Regions from separate parts of the Homo sapiens genome. Here all the other regions are linked to region 1. The links are chromatin contacts, found by Hi-C or POLR2A ChIA-PET in ENCODE. All regions are on one chromosome and are shown on one strand. Each heading gives the region's core, a stretch centred on a gene start or an enhancer-like site at or near the end of the contact. The rest is flanking DNA. Distances are from core to core; before and after follow the strand shown.

Region 1 (6,142 bases), core at 2,535-5,034:
GTGGCACATGCCTGTAATCCCAACTACTCAGGAGGCTGGGGTAGGAGAATCGCTTGAACCAGGGAGGTGGAGGCTGCGGTGAGCTGAGATCATGCTATTGAACTCCAGCCTGGGTGACAAAGCGACATTCCGTCTTCAAAAAAAAAGAGAGAAATGAAGAGAAATACTATGTACATGAGTTAGAAGACTCAACATAGTAAAGCTATCAATTCTCCCTAAATCGATATAAACATTTAATGTAATTCCTCTCGAATCCCAGCAAAATTATTTGTAAATATAGATAAGACGATTCTAAAACTTACACAGAGAGGCACAGAACTAGAATAGCTAAAAATCTGGGGGAGAGAAGAATAAAGTGGGAGAAATCAGTCTACCTTATTTCAGACTTACACAGCTACAGGAATCAAGACTGCGTGCTAACGGAGAACCCAGAAACAGACTGAAACAGACCCACACAAATATGCTCAACTGACTTTTGACAAAAGTGCATCAACAACTCAATAATGGAAAGGGAGCCTATTCAACAAATGGTGCTGGAGCAACTGGACATCCATAGGCCAAAAAATGGCCCTCAACTTAAGTCTGACACCTAACAGAAAAATTAACTCAAAATGGGTCATAACATAAATGTAAAACATAAACTATAAAACTTTTAGGAAAAAAATAAGAGAAAATCTTTGGGATCTAAGGTTAGGCAAAGAGTTCTTAAACTTGACACCAAAAGCACAATCCATAAAAGGAAATAATGATAAATTTCAACAAAACTGAAAACTTTTGCTTTGCAAAAGACCCTGTTAGAAGATGAAAAGATAAACTACAGACTGAAAGAGAACATTTTCAAATCACATATCTGAGAAAGGACTGGAATCTAGTATACCTAAAAAACTTTAAACCCAACAGAAAAAAAAAATCTAACTAGAAAATAGGCAACATGTTGGGAGGCTGAGACGGGAGGATCGCTTGAGCCCAGGAGTTTGAGACCAGCCTGGGCAACATGGTCACACCCCTGCCTCTACAAAAAATACAAAAATTTAGCCGGCTGTGGTGGTGCACACCTATAGTCCTAGCTACTTGGGGTGGCTGAGGCAGGAGGATCGCTTGAGCCCAGGAGATTGAGGCTGAGGTTGAAGTGAGCCATCTTGGCACCACTGCACTCTAGCCTGGGTGACAATACGAGAAATCCAAGTTAAAATCACCATGAGGTGTCACTATATACCTATAAGAATGGCTAAATTAAAAATAAGGACACCACCAAATGCTGGTAAGGATGTGCAGAAACTGGACCTCTCATACTTTCCTGGTAGGGATGCAAAATAATACAGCCATTCTGAGAAAGTCTGGCAGTTTCTTACAAAACTAAGCATGCAACTACCATATGACCCAACAATTGTATTCCTGGGCATCTATCCCAAAGAACTGAAGACTTATGCTTACATTATGAGTTACTGTACATGAATGTTTATAGCAGCTTTATTGCCAATAGCCAACAACTGAAAACAACCTAGATATCCTTCAAACTGTGGCACAATCATACCATGGAATACTACCCCAGCAAACTGCAGATATATGCAACAACCTGGATGAATCTCCAGAACTTTGCTGAGTTGAAAAAAAAAAAATCCAATCTCAAAAGGTTACTAACTGGGTGATTCCATTATATAAGTCTTGGAATGACAAAATTATAAGAATAAAAACGAATCACTGATTGTCTGGGGTTAAGAAGGAGGCAGGGCAGGAAAGAAGTGTGTGTGGTTATAAAAAGGCATTAAGGGATCCTCCTGGTCCTGGGAACATCCTTTATCTTCACTGTATCAATCAATGACAATATGCTGGTTGTGATATCGTACTATGGGTTTGCCAGATCTTATTGTGGAAAGGTGGATAAAGGGTACAGGGTTCTCACTATACTGTATTATTTCTTACAACTGCATATTAATCTACAATTAACGCAAAATACAGTTTAATTCGAAAATAAGTAAAGTTAGCCTCAAAGCAAATTAAGTACAATTAAAAATAAATCTAACATCAGCTAAATGAAGTGTTCTCTTCTGCTCAAGCTTGTTTGGATACGTAATCTATGAATCAAAGAATTTATAAAACACATTTTCCTCACCAGGACCCCTCAATTTTCCCTCACTCACACATGCACACAAACACAGCAACTGAGACAAGGGGGTCCAGACAGAAAATTTGAGATTTTTAAAAAATACGCGATAGAATGAAAAGAGACCTGGGCTGAATCAGGGAGAAAAATCTTTGTCCAGGTTCTATAAAACAAACCAACGGTGTCACTTTGGACGGATCCTCTAATCTCTCAGCCTGCAATCTGAACTGTTTCTACAATTTAAACTTCTCATGTAGGAGGTTGCTTAGTAGAGTGGTTCTCAAACTTTTTGGTCTCCAGCCTCCAAAGAGCTTTTGTTTACACAGATGAAAACCACCAATGTTTACTATCAAAAATTAAAAGGGAGAATTTGTTTTTAAGAATACACAGGCATCGGGCCTCCAAACGGCGGTGAGATCACTCCATACCATGTAGCCTTTGGAAAACTCGATGTACACGACCTTGGTACTATTAACGAAAATAGTTGTAACCACACTTGGAAAACCGCTGGCTTACTAACAAGCGAGATAAATCTACAAAAGTAACTGGAAAGGTTCAAAACAGTGAACAAACGCGTTCTTTTAGAGTACAAAAGAGTCAAGGCGGGAAAAAAACGGTTTAAAATCCCAATGGAGGAAAACTTGGACGACCACACCATCGGATAAAACGGGAGAGCTTTTGAAAAGCCAGGGGAGCCGGGCTTTCTCCCGGCGGCAGGGAGGCTCGGAAGTGCTCACGGCTGCAAAAGATGACCGCTATTCAATCAGTCCGCACTGCGCCTTCAACTCCGTTATAGCCGTAAGAGACCCACAAACACCGCTGTGGATGTAACTTTTGGCAAAGACCGGGAAGTCGTTCAAGAACTCTCCCACCGTCCCGACGCTGGCGCCGCGCCCCGCGAACCGGGGTCCGGCCGCGCCCAGGCTCCGCAGAGGCTCCTCTCCCGCCCCAGGCGCCCGGCCGCCGCGGAAGCCGGGGAGCACTGGGCGGGCGGGGCCGGAGGGGGCGCGGGTCACAATCCCGGGCCGGACCAGGGGGCCGGTGGGTCGAGGGCGGGAAGTCCCGCGGGGGCCGGGGAGCGCGGGGCTGGGGCCCCGGCGTCGGCGGGACTCACCAGGTGCCGCGCCACCTCGGAGGAGGCCATGGTCGCGGGCAGGGGCACGGTGAAGCGGCTGTATCAGCCCGGCCCCGAGCGGCTGGTCCCGGCGACGGCGGCGGGAAGGCCGGAGGGCAGAAGCAACGGGCGGGGCGCGAGGCTAGGCTGCCTCCGCGACGGGGAAGGGACAGGGGCGGGGCCGAGCTGGAGGCCTCCGGGGGCGGGGTTGGGGCGGACGCCCTGTGGTGCGCGCTGAGCGTTTTGCCTGCGCCAAGCGAGCCCCTCACAGGAGCTACCCTCGACGCCTGAGGACTGAGCGTCAGCGTTGGGGCGGGCTGAAGGAGAGCTGGGACTCCAGGAAGACGGCGCGAGGAATGCAGGCGGGAACTGCGGAGCAGTGATTGCGGCCCTCGCGAGGCCGGAAGTGGGCGGGCCTTGAGGCGAGGCCGCCCTAGGTAGGTGTGGCCGAGACAGCGGGGAGCGGAAGTGGGCGTGGCCTGGTGGCGTGGGCGCGGGGCGGGGGTGCGGGGGGCGTGTCCGCCCGGGCGCGGCCCAGTGAGGCGGTGGCCGAGTCCTCTGGCCTCAGACGCGTAGGCTGGCAGCCCGCTGAGCCCGCCAGACTCCGCCGCCGTCGGGAGCCGGCCGCTGGGAGCCCGTCGCTATGGGACCGCGCTGAGCCGCCCGCTGGCGGGGGAGCAGCGCGGTCGAGGATGGAGGGGCCGGCAGAGTGGGGCCCCGAGGCGGCGCTGGGCCCCGAGGCGGTGCTGCGCTTCCTGGCGGAGCGCGGGGGCCGGGCCCTGCACGCCGAGCTGGTGCAGCACTTCAGGGGCGCCCTAGGCGGCGAACCGGAGCAGCGCGCCCGCGCCCGCGCGCACTTCAAGGAGCTGGTGAACGCCGTGGCCACTGTGCGCGTCGATCCCGCCGACGGCGCCAAGTACGTGCACCTCAAGAAGAGGTTCTGTGAAGGGCCGTCCGAGCCCTCCGGGGACCCGCCGCGAATCCAGGTGACCGCCGAGCCCGAGGCCCCCGACGGCCCTGCCGGGCCCGAGGCGCGCGATCGGCTCCCCGACGCGGCGGCCCCGGAGTCGCTCCCTGGACAGGGCCGCGAGCTGGGCGAGGGAGAGCCCCCCGCCCCCGCGCACTGGCCGCCCCTGAGCGCCGGGGCTCGCAGGAAGAACTCGCGGCGCGACGTGCAGCCCCTACCGCGGACTCCAGCCCCGGGGCCCAGCGAGGACCTGGAGCTCCCGCCACATGGCTGCGAGGAGGCGGACAGGGGCAGCTCCCTTGTGGGGGCTACCGCACAGAGGCCGGCCCGCCAGAACCTCCGTGACCTGGTGATGGGCAGCTCCCCGCAGCTGAAGAGGAGCGTGTGTCCCGGGGGCAGCAGCCCGGGCAGCTCCTCCGGGGGAGGACGCGGCAGAGGCGGGGGCGACTCAGACAGCGCATCGGTGGCCTCGTCGTCCGCGGAGGAGGAGAGCAGCGGCGGAGGCTCCGTGACGCTGGACCCCCTGGAGCACGCGTGGATGCTCTCTGCCTCCGATGGCAAGTGGGACAGCCTGGAGGGCTTGCTCACCTGCGAGCCCGGCCTGCTGGTCAAGCGGGACTTCATTACCGGCTTCACTTGCCTGCACTGGGCCGCCAAGCACGGCAGGCAGGAGCTTCTGGCCATGCTAGTCAACTTCGCCAACAAACACCAGCTGCCGGTGAACATCGACGCCAGGACGAGCGGGGGTTACACCGCCCTGCACTTGGCAGCCATGCACGGCCACGTGGAGGTGGTGAAGCTGCTGGTGGGGGCCTACGACGCCGATGTGGACATCAGGGACTACAGTGGGAAAAAGGCCTCCCAGTACCTGAGTCGGAGCATCGCCGAGGAGATCAAGAACCTGGTGGGAGCCCTGGACGAGGGTGACGGGGAAAGCGCCGCGGGTAGCGGCGGCGGGCGCTGGAGGCTTTCAAAGGTGCTTCCCTCGCATCTCATCACCTACAAACTCTCACACGCCCTAGAAGATGGAGGGGACCATCACCACCATCACCACTCGGCTGAGGGGTGGGTCGGAGGCAAAGCCAAGGATCCAGGGCGCAAAGCCTCGGGCAGCTCTAGTGGACGTATAAAACCCAGACTCAACAAAATCCGATTCAGAACCCAGATCGTCCACACCACACCCTCTTTCAGGGACCCAGAGCAGCCGCTGGAGGGCAGGGGGGAGGAGGGAGTGGGGGAGGAACGACCTGTTAAAGGCCACTCGCCCTTCACATTGAGACCAAAGTCCAATGTATTTGGGTAAAAATTGCTTCTTTTAGAAAATGCAAAGGTTTATTTGTCTTAATAAATTGAATACTAGGTGTTGTAAGGAAGTGAGACCAGAAGGACAAGCTAAATTATGCATTCTTACTTGAGGGATCGGAATGGATGGGGCGGAGTTCTCTTCAGGCTAGCCTTCTGGGAAAAGTGGATGTCTTTTTCAGAGATTCATCATACCTTGACCTGTACCTCTTCTCTGCCCTCCACTTCCCTGCCCTGGAGTCCGTTTCTGGAGACTAGAAATGTATCTAAATTGGGGGAACAGAATGAATGAATTAATGAATGAGAGTTCCTTTGCTTTAACCATTCCTGGATGCCTGCAAAGTAAGGAATAATGCAGTTTTTATGTATCTGATTTTATAAGGGGTTACTCTTTCAAGAGTAACAAAAAAATGCAAACTGTAATGAAACTACATTGTATTTCTAAGTGTGAAAACGACAGGCTGCCCCGTTTTTACTAATTGCATTTGCATTTTAAGGTACTACTGAAGGTCAGATCAAAGTTGAAATGCAAAAATACTAATTAGAGAATAATGTGAATAAAATGGGAATCTTCTTGGTATTTTATGTGTATTGTAAGTAGCAGTTAAATTATTTTTTTAAAAGCAATTTCAGTTTTAATCACTGAACAAAAGAA
Region 2 (5,356 bases), core at 1,425-3,924, 400 kb before region 1:
GTGTGTCTATGGGGCCTCTGGAGAAAACGTTACTTGCAGAATTAAGCACAATTAAAGGAGAAGTGAGCCCTGCTGACCTGAAAGCAGGTGGGGGCTGCTCCTTGGCTGGGATAAAAGGCAAGGAGGCAACCCTGATAAATGGCAGCTGGCTAGGTGGTGAGGGGATGTCCTGCCATTTGCAGCAAGGCATTGGTTACAAGCCTGGATTTTGTTTAACATCTTTATTAATAATGCTGGAGGCAACAGTAAACAGCAATTTAATGAAATTCACAGAAGATGCTAAATCAGGAGGTGTTATAAACAGCAGGGAAGCCCTGGCGAGGTAAGAAGCATGGAGCGGAAGGAGTAGGGGCCGTGTCTGAGAAGAATGCAGATGGGCGCAACTGCGGTGGAGGGGGAGCCCAGTCTTCCAGGTATCCAGTAGGAGCGGATCAGCAAGCTCCGGGGCTGTCACAGAGCAGGCAGCTACGTGCTGGAGAGCACAGCAGTGGGGAGCATTAGACAGACAGATGCACATGAGCCCTTCGGCCCTTCCTGCATTTCTTTCTTTTTTTTTTTTTTGAGATGGAGTCTCGCTCTGTCACCCAGGGTGGAGTGCAATGGTGCAATCTTGGCTCACTTCAACCTCCGCCTGCTGGGTTTAAGCAGTTCTCCTGCCTCAGCCTCCCTGAGTAGCTGGGATTACAGGCATTCACCATGCCCAGCTATTTTTTGTATTTTTAGGAGAGACAGGGTTTCCCCATGTTGGCCAGGCTGGTTTCAAACTCTGGACCACAGGTGATCCGCCCTCCTCGGCCTCCCAAAGTGCTGGGATTACAGGTGTGAGACACCGCACCCAGCCCCTTCCCACATTTCTGTTACCTCTTTCTAGAAACCTGAATGTGAATGCCACTGAATTCAATAAATGACTGATTGAGCACCTGCATTGGTGTAACTGGTGGGCTTTGCGGAATTCCAGGGAGATAGCGAAACTTGGAATGTAAGCTGGTGAATGGGTGGTTGGTGCGGCTTGCCGGGCAATGGTCCGAATCGAGCCTCTGGGTGGCTGTGGTTTTGTTTGGCTTCTGGATGACTTGTCAGGGTACCAGCCACTGGTGTCTGATCTGGGATTTTCTTCCTCCTCTTCTTGACTCCTCACTTCCCTCCAACTCCATGAAATGAGGCTGCCCAGAAAAGGCTGAAGGAAGTCAGTTGGCTCGCTATGGAGGAGGGGCAGTTTTCAATTAGAGTCTGACCATGTTGTCGGGAAAGTAGGGGACTGCTTTGGCTGGTTATACGTGACTATAAATCCCAACTTGGACAGTATTTCATTTAGAATCCTGACAAGGAAAAACAATACAAAAGTCTCAAAATGAATTTGTTAGCAACCATCCTGACTGCATTGTGAGGCTTTCCGACAGCTCCAGGGAGGTTGGCTTGAGGTAGCTTTGCCCAGCTGGCTGGAGAAATGAGATCAAGTGGAGTGGCTTGAGGAGAAGTCGGCTGACCCACACATTTGACAGATCTTTTGGGTTCATTGATCTTTGTCAATGTTTCTTCTCCAGATAGCAACCTCCCTTTTCTTGTGTTAAATGGACTCACCTGATTGTAATCACAGAACTAATTGTTGTATAATAAAGACCCATTCTCTCTTTGCCCGTGGCCCAAAGCAGCCTTCTCCCCCACCCGTCAGTTCCCTCTGCCCCTGGTATTTCCCTGCTGGAGGAGTTAGACCTCCTGGTGAGCTGGTGTGGGGTAGGTGCCATACCAGGCTGGGCACTGGAAGAACAAGGGTGGATCAGACACAGTCTTGGCTTTATGGAACTTCTGTTGGGTGGGGGAGAAAGATGATTGGAATATAGTGGATGATGAAAAGACAGATGCTGCCCACACATCCCAGGGAAGCCCTGTGCTGAGCGGTGTGCAGGTGTCGGCAGCAGGGTAGGAGTGCACTCTGAGCAGGTGGAGGATGCAGTCCTGGGAAGGCTCGGAGGAATCTGAAAGCACAGTCAAGCAGTTGCATCACTTTGGGTGCTCTGGGCTGCAAGTCATGAACACCCAGTTTTTAAACTGGGTTTAAACCACATGGGCGCGGTTGCTTATTCTCTTCCTTGGCAAGAACTCTGGAAGTAGGTGGTCCCAGGGCTGCTTCTGAGCTCAGTGATGTACTCAGGACATGGCTCTTCCTCCCTCTTTGCCCTTCCACACCCTGGTGTGTCCATAGCATAAGGCTATGTGTACGCCAAACGCAGCCCGGGCATCTTGTCCTCCAGTGATAACTGCTGGGTGACAGGAGGGACGGACCAGGGCTCCTCAAACCTCCCTCATTTTATTAGGGAAGAAAGTGTTCCCAGAAGCATCCAGGACACTTCCCCTTATATCTCACTGGTGAGGACGTGGCCCCAGGATCTGCAGGGAGCCTGGAGAAGGGCATATCTGCCATCTGAAGCCTCTATCACCTAACAGGGGGCTGGGCTCTTAAAGCAAGGAAGATGGGGGCATTGGGTGGACACCAGCTGTGTCCAACACAGCAGGCACCTTTGAGCCATGTCAGGGCAGCAAACTGTGTGTCTACACAGGCATACTAAGGTCAGGTCAAGATGGCTTCATCTGTCACGTGTCAGAGCCTGGCCTTTATCCTTTACCTTGAGTGGGGAACGTGGGGATGGTTTTAAATAGGAACGTGACGTGGTCTCACTGTGGTGTGGTGTGATAGGGTGTGGTGTGGTGTGGTGGATGGGCTGGAAGGGCAGGGTTACAGCCCGTGGGTCGTTCTGAGGTCACTGAAGTAACCCAAGCCCATGAGGCAAAGCCTCCCGGGACACTGGTGTCAGAGTGTGGAGGAAGCTGACTCAGTGACTGCCCTCAGAGGCCTGGAGCAGTCCCTGCAAAAGACCTGTGGATTGGGTGGACGTGGCGGGCAGGGGAGGGAGGAGCTCTGAGACCAGCCCTGCAGTTCTGGTTGGAGGAAATGGAGGGCAGGCAGTGGTCACTGGACGGCGAGGAGGAAGGGGTGTTTCTGCCAATTGTCTTGGGTGTGCCGGGTGCCCCCATGCTGCGTCTAGGTAGGGGCCTCAGCAGGCTGTTGGAGGTGAGGCTAAGACGCAGACTGGAAGTGACTGGAAATAAAGCTGTCAGCATGTGGTTTATGGGTAAAACCACAAGAGATAAGATCACCCAAAGGGAGTGGCCCCAAAAGCTGGGGCAGAAGGGCTTGCCTTATTCTCCTGGGAGCATTGCTACCCTGGCAGAGGAGGGGCCTTGGGGCTGTGGGGGCAGCAGGAGGCCGGGGCCACGTGTGCTGTGTAGAGAGTTCTTGTGTAACAAACCTGCACACTGTGTACATGTACCCTAGAACTTAAAGTATTAAAAAAAAAGAGTCATAGAAAAGAGAAAAAAAAAAAAAGGAGTGGAGCCCAAGCCAGCCAGGCCCTGGCGTAGAAGACCTGTGAGACAAGGACTAAGAAATTTCATTGACATGAAACAAAAGGGGGATGATTGAAAGACAGCCAAACAGGAATCCTTTTTGAGGAGGACATCTGAACAGCCCTGGAAGAACGTCTCTGCCTGACACTCTTGCTGGCATCTGTGGGCTCTCTCTGTCCCGTGGACAGGACAATCAGAAGATGGGCTCCACTCCAGCTGCAACTCTGGTGACATTTAGCTGTGTGGCCTTGAGCCTGTGGCTTCACCCCTCTGGACTTGCGTCCTCACCCCTAAAGGGGAGCAAGATCTATGTATATTGGAGACTGAGTTCCAAGGGCTGCTGGGGGTGACGCGGACAGCAGTGTTTTGGGAGATCTGAGACTTGGAGGGTGGTAGGCACTGACACCACAGCCCAGGAGCTCTGCACCAGCTGTAGTGAGCTGAGGAGAGAAGGGGCACGTCGCTGAGCTCACACATCTTGGTGGAGGCAGAGTAAGATCTCAAATAATCTGAGAAAACAGCTTTTGTACTTCTAACCAGTAAAGCTGTCCATGGAAAAAATGAGCAGCGTTAAACCTTCAGTGGGACGACTAACCTCCATACACATCACAATTGACCGTGTTAAGCATCTACGTGTCTTTCTGTGTTTCTCTCTCTCTGAGCATTGCTCAATTATGGAATAAGAAGTCTGTAACCTCCCCTCATGGTCCCTGCCCCCTTACTAATGTCACGGGCAGAGGAAACTGGAGGGTAGGGGAGAAGGCCACTTTGGGTCATGGGTAAAGAGAGAATAAGTCTTCATTATACAATTGTTTTGTGATTAAAATCAGGAGAGTTGATTTAACACCAGAGAAGGGAGGGTGCATTCTGGAGAAGGTACGTTGATAAAGATCAGTGAACTCAGATGCTTTGTAAAATACTCAAGCTAGCTGACCCCTCCTCAAGCCACTTTACACCATCAGAACAGGGGTGGGAGGTAGCCGGGCCCTGATTTCAGCAGTGTGTACTCGGAGTGCACTCCTGCTTCTATGTGGGTTCCTCTCGGGAGAGCCCCTGTCTGATGTAGTTTTTTGCCTGTGATGAGTGCCTCTCTGGGTAGAGTTCTTCCTCGGTGACTCTGGATGCCAGGAAGGGTGCTGGGCTCTCACCTACGATTTTACTGAGAAGCTGCTGCTTCTGGAATCCTACACCCAGACCGTGTGACTCACCCTGTGAACTGCCACTGCTAGGACATCTAATGGGGGACATCGCTGCACAGTTGTACATCTAAGGATGGAGGGATGAGCTGGGATTTGCCCTGTGTTCAGGTTGCACGAGTTTGTTCCTTTTCTTTCTTCTGACATGGAAGCAGATGTTAGGAGTCCCGAGGAACCGGCATACAGAGTGGGGTCCACACAGAGCTGCGAATGTGGAACTGGGCTTCTACCGTGCCAGCGGCCACGTGAGCTGGGTGCCCATGTCCCATGGCTTGTTAACTTCCAAGTCTAGAATTTTCCCATGGCCATGACTGCACCCATTCATGGGGGAGCTGGGGCAGGAACAGGTAAGACAGCCAAGCAGTCAGTCTGAAGAACGGAGCCTGTCAGCTGCTGGAGGAGGAACCCGGGGGACATCGTGAGGTCTGGTTCCCAGCTCAGCATCGGTGGGGAGTGAGTCGGGAGAGAGAGTGAACTGGGATCCACTAGGCACCTGCCCATCATTGCATCTACTGTTGCCTCCCTGCCTGCTTCCAGGTCCTAACTACTTTCTCTCTGGCCAGCTCTAGCCCTGACTTAAAGGGAAGGGGATTAAAGGAAATAGCATTCTCAGCTTAGTGATCCCACCTTGAGGACAGTGTTTCCACACCTCACAGCATATCATTTATTTAGCTCCAAAACCACCCTCTGTGTTAAAACGGTGAGATCCACTTTGCAGAGGAGGAACCTGAGTCCAGGGGAGTTGGTCACTTGAG
Region 3 (6,185 bases), core at 1,331-3,830, 490 kb before region 1:
GGTTGGGAAGCAGAGGCAGCTGGTGCAAGAAAGTGAAGGGTTGAGTCATCAACTAGAGACAGGGACAGCAACACACACTGCAGGCTCTATCTGTGCTAATCTGGCTCAGCTCTTAGCCTGGGATCCTATGAGATGCCTCGTATTATTAGTGTATATTCTGCTCCCTTTAAAATTTACCTAGAGTTGGTTTCTGTTGCTTGCAACCAAAAGCACCAGGGCATGTCGTCACAGGCCGTCCTTGCTCTCTGTGAGCCCTTCCAGTGCCTGATGGGTCCCCTCTTTATGCTCCCCCTTGTCTACCATCTGCTCTTGGATCAAGCATCCTGGGTGCTCTAAAAAATTCCCCTTGTTCCTGAGCAAGGGTAAGAGTGAAAGGTGGCTCATGTGAACATGTTTCCATGCACTGCGAGGTGTGTGCCCTTCCTTCGGCCCTCAAGGGAAGCCAGGCAGCTCTGGGATGCTTTCCATCTCACCCTGTTGTTGGCGCTGATGTAAATCATACAGATGGAAATCCACATTGCTGAGAGACATCCAGGTTAAGAAAGCCACCTGCTGCTATCAGAAGCAAAGTTTCCAGGGACTAGCATCCTGATATAAGCACAGGATATGTGTAATTGAGATACTAAGATCTGCCTTCAAATCACCAGTAGGTGATGAGAGAGAGAGAGAGAGAGAGGGAGAGAGAGAAAGAGAGACGTATCCTTTCATTAATTCTACAAATATTTATTGAACACCTACTATATGCTAGTCACTGCCCTAGGCACTAAGGATATTACAGTAGAAAAGATCTGTAGCTTACAGAGAGCTTACATTCTAATGGCATGTAAACTTTATGTGTTAGTTCTGTGGATACAAAAATGAAAATTCAGCCCCAATGGCTTTACAAGTATGAATATCACTTTCCTCATTTGTAAAATGAGTTTAAAATAATTATCACAGGTTGGGCACCGTGGCTGGCGCCTGTACTCCCAGCACTTTGTGAAGATGAGGTTGGAGGATCTCTTGAGCCCAGGAGTTTGAGACTAGCCTGGGCAACATAAGGAGACCCTGTCGCTACAAAAAATTTAAATTAAAAATTTAGCCAGGCGTGGTGGCGCACCTGTAGTTTCAACTATTCAGGAGGCTGAGGTGAAAGGATGGCTTGAGCCCAAGAGTTTGAGGCTGCAGTGAGCCGTGATAGCACCCCGCGCTCTAGCCTGCCTGACAGAACGAGATCCTGTCTAAAGCTATGGAAGTAAATATAAATAAATAAAATAATTATCTGGCAGAGCTGTTTAGAGGATTAAATAATATATAGCACGCTCTTGGCCTTTTAGCCTCAACAAATACTACTTTTTTCCTTAATAATAACAGAAAGATCATACAACTTCACAAACCACAAGGACAGGCTGGCCGATAGGCAGGCCCCCCACGACTCTTCTGATGTTAGCCCTGACTGAACTCGCTGTGCAGCGTCCAACCAATCCTGGTTTGTGCTGGGCCCTGGACTGGAACCCAGCCCTTCCCGACGGGAACGCAAAGCGGCCACGAGGGGGCAGCGCACGGCAGGGAATCTTCGCCGCCGACCCCAGCCCACCGCCAAACTTCCCTGCTGCTCTCGGTCCTCCTGTACGTACTTCCGTTGCTCTGACGCTCCCAGAAGCCGGGGCGTCGGGAAGGAGAGCGCGAATTCACCCTCCTCTGCGCCTCCGTAGGAAAAAATTGGAGCGGGGGTTCACGAGACTGCGCCGCGGCGGGCGCTAGAGCCCCTCGCACAGCGTCGCCAAGGGTGCGGCGTGGAGCCGGGCGCCTGGCGCCAGGGTGCTGGTCGGCGGGCAGCGGCGCCAGCCTCCGACCCGCGACTCCGGCGAGCCAAGGCTGCGCCGGGAGGAGTCGGCGCGGGCCCCGGGGTGCCCCCTTCAACTGGAGCGCCTTCCCCTCCTGCCTTGCGGCGCATCCCCACACCTACACCGGAACGAAGCTCCGGGGCTGTCACTTCTGCGCGCTTCTCGGAAAGGAGTCTGAACTGGGAGCGCTCCGGGGGGTCGTCGGGGAGGATGCCCGGGCGTCGGCTGTGTCCCCAAGCTGCTCGCCGGCGCTGGCGAGGAAGGCAGTCGGGATAACGCCGCCCAAACTTTCCTTCGCAGCAGCGTTGGCAGGAAACGTCCCTCTCTGAGGCTCACGAAAAGCCGAAAAAGACTCGGACGCTTGGAGGAGGCAGGGCCAAGCCTGCGCAGGAGAGGTTCCCCGGAGCCCTGGAGATGTCCTAGGGGACCAGGCTAATCGCCGGCTTGCGCCCAAGCGAAGGGAAGTCCTGCAGGCACGGCGCCTCCTTCCCTGAGCCCCGCAGTGACCGTGACCTCCGCGCGCACCCCCGCGCACGTGCTCGCGGCCGAGGAAGAGGAACGGTCCTGCTGAATCCTCTGGAGGACAGCGACTAGCGAGCAGGCCAGGGGCGCATGGAGGTGCCGCGGGGGCGGTGCGGCTCGCCAGCTGCGCGGAGGAGCGTGCACGCCGCGCCCCGGCCTCCCCGGGGACCTGGCCGGCCGCTGCCCGCACTTCCTGCCGCTGGTCTCCCAGGCGCGAGCCGCCGCTTGCAGCACAGAACCCGTTGAGCTTCGTGCCCGGCAGCACCCCCGGTCCCCCGCGCGGGGCGGACTTGCGGCGGGACAGGTGTAGCCCGCAGCCGCAGGCGCTGCGCTCAGGACTGGGCGGGCTCGGCTGGCCGGTCCCCGCCACGCAGGCCGGTCCCCGCCACGCAGGCCGGTCGGTGAGCCACTTCGCACCGCCACAGCCCTAGCATCGGGCCACCAGCCGGGGTGAAGAAAGTCACGGCGGAGCCCGGCTCCCCAGTCCTGATGCTGGCTGCCGGTGGCGGGCTCCACGCCGGCCCCGGGACCTAGGCAGCCGCGCGAGACCGCTGCGGGCGCCTCCCCCATGCTGCTCGGAGCGTCCTGGCTGTGCGCATCCAAGGCGGCCGCCGCTGCTGCGCAGAGCGAGGGCGACGAGGACAGGCCAGGCGAGCGACGGCGGCGTCGGGCGGCGGCCACCGCCGCGGGGGCGGGCGAGGACATGGACGAGTCGTCGCTGCTGGACCTGCTGGAGTGCTCCGTGTGTCTGGAGCGCCTGGACACCACGGCCAAGGTGCTGCCATGCCAACACACTTTCTGCCGCCGCTGCCTGGAGAGCATCGTGTGCTCGCGCCACGAGCTGCGCTGCCCCGAGTGCCGCATCCTGGTGGGCTGCGGCGTGGACGAACTGCCCGCCAACATCTTGCTGGTGCGACTGCTGGACGGCATCCGTCAGCGGCCCCGCGCGGGCACCAGCCCCGGCGGCAGCCCGCCCGCGCGTCCCATCCCAGGCCAGAGTGCGGCCCCCACGCTCGCGGGCGGCGGGGGCGGCGCGGCAGGCAGCACCCCGGGTTCCCCGGTTTTCCTCTCCGCGGCCGCGGGCAGCACCGCCGGCAGTCTGCGGGAGCTGGCGACCAGCAGGACCGCGCCGGCGGCAAAGGTGAGTATCTGTCTCGGCGGAAGTGGCCACGGCACGTGGGAGTGTGTGGGTGGGTGCTTGGGCGTGGGGGGCAGTGATGAGGTGCGGAGGAGACCACGGGTGGTCCTGCGTTGGCCCACTCCGCTGTTGCTCTTCCTCCAACTTCGCTTGCTTGGTGGCGGCATCCGGCCCCTGGGCAGCTCGCCGCTTGTTCACGTGTGTCCCATCCTCCTGTGGAGTGGGCACGCCTTCCTGTCCCGTCGCTCACCCCCGATTCCTTGGCCGGACTTGTTACCCTGCCTCTTAAACTTAGCATCGCCCTTGCGTCTCCCTAGAAACGGGGACCTTCTTCCTCTGGGTCCCCAGACACTCCCTCTGCACACCCTGGGCCTGCCTAGAGAAAAGTTAGCCCTTAACGTTTCTGACAGGGCTCTGATGGCTGCTCTGGGAAGCCCGCGGGCCTCCTGCCTGCGGTGTGGCTAAGGAGGGGAGGGCAGAAGGCAGAGTGGGACTGGGGTTTGGAGGAATGCTTCTAGTAGTCTGGAAGGAGTTAATCTGGAGGCCCCAGGAGCCTTTTGACCCAGCCCTTTTGGACTTGGCAGTGTCTAACCAGAAGCCAAGGTCTTCTCCTGGGCTCCCAGGCAGGGTTGCATTCCCACGGGGGTCATTTATATTTATTATTATTATTTTTGGTACAGCCGCATTTTAGGGCCTTCGCTGCTTCTGTTTTAGACGAAAGATCTTCTCTGGATGGCTTCAATGATTTGGTTTTAAAAGCTTCTTACAGCTTCTTATTACACACCCTTGCCACCTTGTGAACAGTTACCAGGAGAGAGGGCATGGGATGCTGGTTTAAATGAGAAAAGAAAGGACCCGGGTTTTGTTAATTTCTTTAAATGGAGAAAAGCACTTAAATGTTAAAAAAAATACATTATCTATTGGAATAATCATTTGCTTTAGAAACACAACTTTATTCCTCTACTTTTGACCATTTAAGGAGTTGGTGATGCCTAGTCCTTCCACTATGTGTAATCCTGAAATGCTGGGAACATTCTAGCACCTGGATTAGGCAGTACTGCAAATCTCTAAGGTTAAGGTTAGGAACTTAAACCCTTGGATGTTGAGCTTGAGTTAAATGCCATACTTTGCTGCAATGGGTTTTTTTTTCTATGGATCAGGAAGAATGGGGACAGTCAAGGATAGTCACTGGGGGTCACTTGGGGGGCACTGCTGAAGGGGAATTTTTTTCTTTGGTTTTAATTGTGATTAAATCCAGCTAAATGCTTGCGTTAGAAATTTTCAAACTTTTCCTTCCTGGCCTTGCTGTTTTTGATGTAAGGTATTTATAATTAAATATCTTTATTTGCAGAATAAGTGGGTTACCTTCTTCTGTTCTGATAAATTATGTGATATTCGGAGCCCCGCTTCTAGTAAAACGCTGGGACATTCTGATGACCATCTGTTTACAGATGTCCTCTCAGTTTATCTTGGGGGACTTTGTGTTTGACCAGGAGGTTAGGAGGTAACCTCTGACATGTGACAGGCTGAAGCTTTGATGCCACTCCGGGAATTCTGTGGCATTTGTAGTACCTTTTAGAACTTGTCAAAGGGGTTGAAGCTTGGAACTTTTTAGTAGTGACATTTAGTATTAGCAGGAAATTGATGTTTTACTCACCATATGTTGAGACCCTTGGTTGACTTTCTTTATGGGTGCATAGTCATGTTCATGACTTTTTGTGTTTTTGGGATGTTTCTGGATGTTGTTTAATAGACGAGCACTTATTTAACTAATAAGCAGGAGTCCCGCATGGTGTATTCACACTACACTAGCACTATACTACCATGCTGGGATAATAGCATTAGGTCCAGCACATGCTTCGGGAGTGGGAAGGATTGTAATAGCATATCAGGCATTGAGCAACCCTATACAGTTGGTTGACAAAGATTTCGGCTGAAAATTACTTTTGGTACTTTACTGTCCATTGGAATTGCTTGACTCCTGCCAGGAAAGTTGAATGCTGGATGTTGTTGCATGTTGTTTAATAGAGGGGCACTTATTTAACTAATATGCCATGATAGCAGGTAACCATAAATATTACAGTCCCATCATTTTCCAATTAGAAGCTCCTTACATCTTCTTTTGGGCCAATTAGGGTATGTATACTTTTTAGGTATATAGGTAAGTATTGGCATAGCTTGTTTACTTTATTAATTTTGTTACGGTTCAATATTTTGACAGCTTTATTTAAAAAAAAGTTTTAATTTCTGTTTGGTTTTACTGGCAGGACACAAAACAGTGTTTTCCTGAACTCTTTACCTGTTGTTTTTCATCGGTTTTGGTGATCACCAGAGTACTTGGAGTCCCCTGACGTGGTTAGCAGAACCTCTCAGCTCTGCTCTCACCTGAGCCATTTGAGATAAAGCGCTTTTGTGGAGTCAGTTAACGATGCTGCCCCTGGAAATAATATACCCAGTGACGAGTACCCATAGCCTAAGATCAGGAGTTGGTCTTTTTATTTGCCTGTTGGCAAATACTATATGTGTGTTGCTTCTTAAAGTGTGTTCATATGTGTTACTTCTTGAAGTGACCTTTAAACAGTCCTGTTTTAATGGTACTGTCTAACCCTTGCAGTTGCTAATGTATGCTAAATTTCTCAGGCTAACTTGTTTGTTTATTGTTTTGTTTTCACTATTTTGCAAGAAAATCCCTTTAACAT
Region 4 (5,412 bases), core at 2,317-4,816, 360 kb before region 1:
TGCGCTCCAGCCCAGGTGACACAGTGAGACCCTGTCTCAGAGGAGAAAAAAAAAAAAAACTTTCAACATTATAATTTAAAAAGATGTTTTAGGCTTAATTTAGAAAGTTTACATTGTTCAACAGAAGCCGGGTTTATTTTTAGAGGAATAGTTGGATGCAAACTCTCAAAATTTTCTGAACTTAATGTTTACTTCTGAAACTGCTTCCTCAGGCTTGTTTTATAAGCTTTGTCTTTTTACAGGCCTTCAGTTTTAGCTTTATCATGGGTTGATCAGCCGTCCTGGTGTTCCTGGGACTGAGGAGTTTCTTGGGATGTGGGACTCTCAGTGCTAAAACCAGGGATATTTCAGGCAAACTAGAATGACAGAATGAGTTAAGATGGATTATGTCCTGATAAACCCATCAATAGTTGGAAGTATCATAAGTTGAAAACGCATGTAATACACCAAACCTACAGAACCTCATAGCTCAGCCTAGCCTACTTTAAATGTACTCAGAACAATATACATTAGGCTGGCTAATGTAATCAGCCTACAGTTGGGCTGAATCATGTAACACAAAGCCTGTTGTATAATAAAGTGTTGAATATCTGTGTCATTTACCTAATACTGTCTTGAAAGTGAAAAACACTGGTTATATAGGTATGTGAAGTACAGTTTGGGTATTGTATTGTACCATCATAAAGTAGAAAAATCCTAAGTCAGCCCATCGTAAGTAGGGGACTGACTGTAGTCAATCACCCTATTCTTCTTGAACCTCAAAAAGCAAAATCCATCAGTTTAAATGTAGACCCACATGTGTAGCCTTTACTTTTTTTTTCTTTTTTTTTATTTAAGAGCTAGAGTCTTGCTCTGTTGCCCAGGCTGGAGTGCAGTGGTGCGATCTCAGGTCACTGCAACCTCCACCTCACGAGTTCAAGTGATTCTCCTGCCTCAGCCTTCTGAGTAGCTGGGATTACAGCTACGTGCCACCATGCCTGGCTAGTTTTTGTATTTTTAGTAGAGATGGGGTTTCACAAGGCTGGTCTTGAACTCCTGACCTGAAGTGATCCGCCTGCCTCAGCCTCCCAAAGTGCTGGGATTGCAGGCATGAGCCACTGCGCCCGGCCTAGCCTTTAAATTTGATTAAGGTGCTTTGATTAGTTTATTTCCTTGGGAGGCAGAAGTGTTTACAAAGAAGAGGCCCCAGGATAGGCTGTGTCCATGTGGTTTCAGGACGTGGGCGCTGCTTTCCGGGTGGGCTGGTGAGGGCATTTTTTGCTGCCCAGCTCTCATGTTTCCCAGGCTTGCTATTTGTTTTCTAATCCAGGCAACAGAAATACCACTTGTGTCCATGATTTTCATGCTGGATCTAAGATGTTGAGGCAGCAAATTCTTATTCTGACTAATTTAACAGTCTTTCGGTTTAGCCTGTGCTTGGGGCTGTGCTTAGAATTTTGATAAAAATGGTTGTATCTGGGTCATTTGGAAAGGAATTTGGCTGTCTGGAAAATAGAACATATAATAGAACAGGTGGTTATTAAAGCACCAGGCCAAGTGGAGACCATGATTTCTCTTTGATTTAGATGCAAAGATTGCTATATAGGTTGACACACAAAGATTTATAATTTGTAATTTAAGAAAATAATTGTTCAGGGAGCAGAAACCAGAAAGTAATGTATGAGTATTTTTTCTTGAACTGCATTTTCTTCTTTCTAAAAGCATGGAAGTCTTTAATTCCCCTTCCACAGCTCTTAAGGCTGTCAAATGTATTGGGAATGGGGCCTGGCCCCTGAGATGTGTAGGTTATACATCATACAACTCAGGGGCCAGGCACCATTCACATCACATTTATCCTAGATTTGTCTTGAAGGGGTGCTTTTTCTGACCCACATGAGAATTTCCCTGGGCTAGTGGCAGCCAGCATGACTGCCTCACCAACCCCTCTAGCAAGGACTCTTAGAGGAAAACATGAAGAAAATCACATTTTTCTTCTGTTAGCATTTTATAGACTTCTTCACTCCACTCCAGACCTTTGGATGTCTGACCTGAGGACAATCAATATGTTTTTCTAGAGTTTTTAGCACGCAGCAGCATAGTGGCTTAGAGTGCAGACCAAGGAGTCAGTGCCATAATTTTCTACCTGTATAATCCTGTGCAAGTTGGCCTCTCTGTGCCTCAGTTTCCCCATCTGTAAAATGGGGGCAGCACATTCCTCATTGGACTGTTGGGGAGGTTAAATGGATTAATGCTGTAAAGTACTTAGAATAGGGCCTGACACATTGCATGTAAATGTTACCAGCCTCGTTCAGCTTTGCCTCTGACACTGAGCTGATGTACCTGGGTCTGGCAATACAACATTGTAGATGCTGATTAAAACTTGAGGCACATGTGAAGAAACCATGACTATTCCCATGACCCCGTGAGAAGGTTGGTCAAATAGTTTCTTTGTCTTCTGCTGGGTTTCACTTCCTGCTGTCTCAGCTGTACCCCCTAATGTTGGTGTGTGGTTGTCTCTTTCTGTGCCAGCCGCTCCCATGAGAGGAGCCTCTCATTGCCGGGACTTTAGTGGCTCGGGACAGTGCCCCATGAGCGCTCCAGTTAAGCCAACAGATGGGTACTTCTAGGCTGGAGGCACTGCCTCGCCAGGGCAGTATCTGCTCTCTGTGGATGTCCGAATTCTCACGGGTGGGCTCAGCGAGACAGTACGCTCCATGTGACCCACTCTGGTCTCAAAAGCTAGAAAAATGCTCTGGAAGGATATTGAACACCTATGTGGGGCTCTGTGGTTCAGGTTAGGTTACTCCATTAGATCATTTGTATCTGGAAAGAACAGGGATGGCTCCAACACTGTACAAGCCTGCAGTCCTCCTAAGGCTAAAAGACACAAGGTGGTACCCGTGTCATGGTGGTGGGAGGTTAAAGATTAGTGTTTGTGTGTGTGTGTCTGTGTGTGTACATGTGCACGTGTGCAACTCTTGCTTTGTGTGTGTGGCATTTCACTTTCCTAATCAATTTAGGCAACCTGTTGGGGCTTCGGAATAGTGCATCTAGGTTGGAAGTATCTCCCAGTGAATGGGTCACACTGTCACACTGGGCTTCCAGCAGACCCCATACCACCCACCGGTGAAACTTGAGTAAAGCTACTCTAAGAATACAGAGCATTGGAGAAGTGCTTTATTCGGTTAACTTTACCACCACCAGGGAATGTCTGGGTTGTTCTCAATGATCAGTATGAAGGTCTGTGGGGTTGTGGACACATTCAGGGTTGGACTGGGGTTCGTATTAGTCAGCCGACTGGGTATCTTTATTCACAGAAGAGGCAAAATTAGCAAATAACCCCATCAAAATCATCTTGATAGTTGTTCTCACCAAGGTTGCTATCACCTCTATAATTATGAAAATGTTTTATGAGGTAGGCTTGGGAATTTGAACACCTTTTGAGAACTGTTGGGAACAACCTTCTCAGTTAAGTAAAGAAACTACTTACCAGAAAACATGTGGAGGACACTGGGGTGATAATTCATGGTCATTTCCGATAAGCTACTTCTAGGGCCAGAATCTCTGCTGAATCTCAGCTTCCTGATTTAATGAAGACAAGGAAATGAAACCGCCCTGCCGACTGTTTGTGCTTTTAATAGGCCGAGTTTTCAGAAAGAGAAGACAGTTAAATTAGTTTTCCTTTTTGCCCTTTTCATTCTCCCTGCTTCTGTCCTGCAGATCAAGGCCTTTGAAAGGAAGGGGAAGAGGAAGTGTTTTCTTGCTTAGTGAATAGGATGCACCTGTCCCCTGAGGAAGATTCCCTGTGTGTGCTTGTATGTAAATGTACATACTCTCTTACTGTCCTCTTTTTCCTCCTCACAAATGTAAGCCTGTATGTGCTTCATATTAATACTTGGCATTCCCATGAGCCTGCAAAGTCTGGAGGGAGAGGCCAGGCCCGTGCTTCTGGCCGCTGTGACCCAGCACCTGGCGGAGGCCCTCACTGAGTCCTGTCCCCTGAGTGGAGGTGAAAGGTAGACAAGGAAGACCCCACAGTTGGAGAGCCTGCCATGGACAGGTCGCGCATTGTTTCACTTGGGCCTGGTTGAGCGTATTACTGGGAGTGGGGGAAGTTGACGCTGTGACGTAGTCCTGGGGCGAGCTTGGAAGGTGCTCTGGGCTTGTCAGTTGACAGTGTGTCATTAGGGATATGAGCGGCAATGCGATGTCCTCCCCTGCAAGGAAGGAGATGTTTCAGACTTACCATTGACTGAAACAGGGAGACGAGTGCTCTCTCATGGAAACAGGGGAGATTTGAGATCAGTCACAAACACTTACCAAGGCCCAGGTTCAGTCCACTCCTGGAGCTTTGAGGGGCTAGTGTGTAAAGGGCACAGAAGCCCTTTTGCTAGGTGCACTGGCCTGAGAGCTTCGAGGGGATTTGCCAATGGGATTGTGCCACAATTTTTATTACTTTTTCCCTAGTCTTCGTGGTCTAAGTTTTGTTTTCTCAATCTTTCTTTTCTCATCTTCCTTGTGTGGAGTTAACTTTTAATCAGGGAAAGGGAATACATCGAGCTATTGATGAATGAATCACTGGAGAAAACAGTGAAGTGGGATTTTTATTTCAGGGTCTCTTAGGTGGCAGTGCCGGGTGACAGGTGGGGGTGTCCCTTGTCTTCCATTGTCCCGGAGACTAACCATCAGCCTCTACCTAATTGAATGGCATTTTTATGTGTTTTTCATGAACGGTGGTGGATGGAGATGTGTGGAGGACTAGCAGCTCTTCATGCTGGAGGGAGTTATTCCGCCTCTGCTCTCAGACAGCCTGTGACCAGGCACGGGTCACATTGCTGCCCTGGACTTGCACTGTATGGCATTTGAATGTCATGTAGGGGCACCGTGTATTTCAGTGGCTGTGTCTAGGCAGCCCGAAAGCCACTGAATCCCTCATGTCCACTCTGCAGCCGACATTCACTCAGCATCCTGGAAAAGTGCCCACTGGGGCAGGAGCTTCTCTTGCTCATGTGGACATGACGGTAAGTCCTTCTTGGAGAGGCAGCATCAAGTCATGTTGTTCGTTCTGTGGCCAGGAGGTACAAAGTCAGCTGTTTCTGCTTTTAAGTGATGTGGGCTTAAGGAAGAGGGAAGGAGGAATGAAGGAAAGAAAGGAATTGAGGAGGGAATGAAAGAAGGAGAGGGAGGGAGGGAGAGGAAGGGAAGGAGGGAGAGGAAGGGAAGGAGGGAAGGAAGGGAGGAAGGGACGGAGGGAGGGAGGAAGAAGCCCCATGGCTTTCTTGTAAATAGCAGCTGCCCTGAAGTCTGTGAAGGGCACACCAAGAGTCTGGCTGGGAGGTTGTCAGCTAGGAAACTGTGGCCCAAGTTCGTGGTGAGTGAGGAGTTACTTTCTTCCCTTGACCACTGGAGCAGGATAGACTCTGCCTGCCACCC

The links. Hi-C counts contacts between places; a loop is a spot of excess contacts on that map. ChIA-PET counts read pairs that join two places held with the same protein, here RNA polymerase II (POLR2A). Pooled maps may share reads with other maps.
Region 2: a map of CD14-positive monocyte shows a loop between it and region 1 (6-fold over the local background). The contact joins the enhancer-like site here to the promoter of SOWAHC in region 1. A Hi-C loop is called at or near these places in 1 of 168 maps with a recorded cell type or tissue (CD14-positive monocyte), 1 of 37 single-sample maps with no recorded cell type and 8 of 50 pooled maps. POLR2A ChIA-PET finds 5 or more read pairs at or near these places in 1 of 52 experiments (GM12878).
Region 3: a map of heart left ventricle shows a loop between it and region 1 (6-fold over the local background). The contact joins the promoter of SH3RF3 here to the promoter of SOWAHC in region 1. A Hi-C loop is called at or near these places in 3 of 168 maps with a recorded cell type or tissue (PC-9, chondrocyte and heart left ventricle) and 17 of 50 pooled maps. POLR2A ChIA-PET finds 5 or more read pairs at or near these places in 1 of 52 experiments (BJ).
Region 4: a loop to region 1 is called in a pooled map, with 3 times the contacts of the local background. The contact joins the enhancer-like site here to the promoter of SOWAHC in region 1. A Hi-C loop is called at or near these places in 1 of 168 maps with a recorded cell type or tissue (sigmoid colon) and 6 of 50 pooled maps. POLR2A ChIA-PET finds 5 or more read pairs at or near these places in 2 of 52 experiments (PC-9 and naive thymus-derived CD4-positive, alpha-beta T cell).

What each region holds. Positions count from the first base shown.
Region 1 is chr2:109,610,580-109,616,721 of GRCh38, forward strand. SOWAHC (sosondowah ankyrin repeat domain family member C) reads left to right here and starts at 3,785. Exons shown (of 1, transcript NM_023016.4): 1 at 3,785-6,142. The coding sequence starts at 3,911. The coding sequence ends at 5,488. SEPTIN10 (septin 10) reads right to left here and starts at 3,387. Exons shown (of 11, transcript NM_144710.5): 1 at 3,219-3,387. The coding sequence starts at 3,248. It also overlaps a transcript of RANBP2 not described here. RefSeq lists an enhancer at 2,277-3,186 and silencers at 3,039-3,128, 3,159-3,408, 3,669-3,838.
Region 2 is chr2:109,211,102-109,216,457 of GRCh38, forward strand. All of the region lies in intron 1 of SH3RF3 (SH3 domain containing ring finger 3), which reads left to right. It also overlaps a transcript of RANBP2 not described here. Among named protein-coding and RNA genes, the nearest start is that of MIR4265, 72 kb to the left of the region's middle. RefSeq lists enhancers at 3,023-3,072, 3,113-3,162. Within about 2 kb of position 2,675, at least 7 of the 41 ENCODE cell types and tissues checked have a DNase peak (open chromatin) inside an H3K27ac peak, as active enhancers do; they include CD14-positive monocyte, where a contact is called at or near this core.
Region 3 is chr2:109,126,625-109,132,809 of GRCh38, forward strand. It overlaps SH3RF3 (SH3 domain containing ring finger 3), which reads left to right and starts at 2,581. Exons shown (of 10, transcript NM_001099289.3): 1 at 2,581-3,489. The coding sequence starts at 2,917. SH3RF3-AS1 (SH3RF3 antisense RNA 1) reads right to left here and starts at 3,495. Exons shown (of 1, transcript NR_029193.1): 1 at 703-3,495. It also overlaps a transcript of RANBP2 not described here. RefSeq lists silencers at 1,797-1,856, 2,237-2,306, 2,317-2,366, 2,397-2,596.
Region 4 is chr2:109,252,210-109,257,621 of GRCh38, forward strand. All of the region lies in intron 1 of SH3RF3 (SH3 domain containing ring finger 3), which reads left to right. It also overlaps a transcript of RANBP2 not described here. Among named protein-coding and RNA genes, the nearest start is that of MIR4266, 59 kb to the right of the region's middle. RefSeq lists enhancers at 675-754, 865-994, 2,290-2,579. Within about 2 kb of position 3,567, at least 5 of the 41 ENCODE cell types and tissues checked have a DNase peak (open chromatin) inside an H3K27ac peak, as active enhancers do.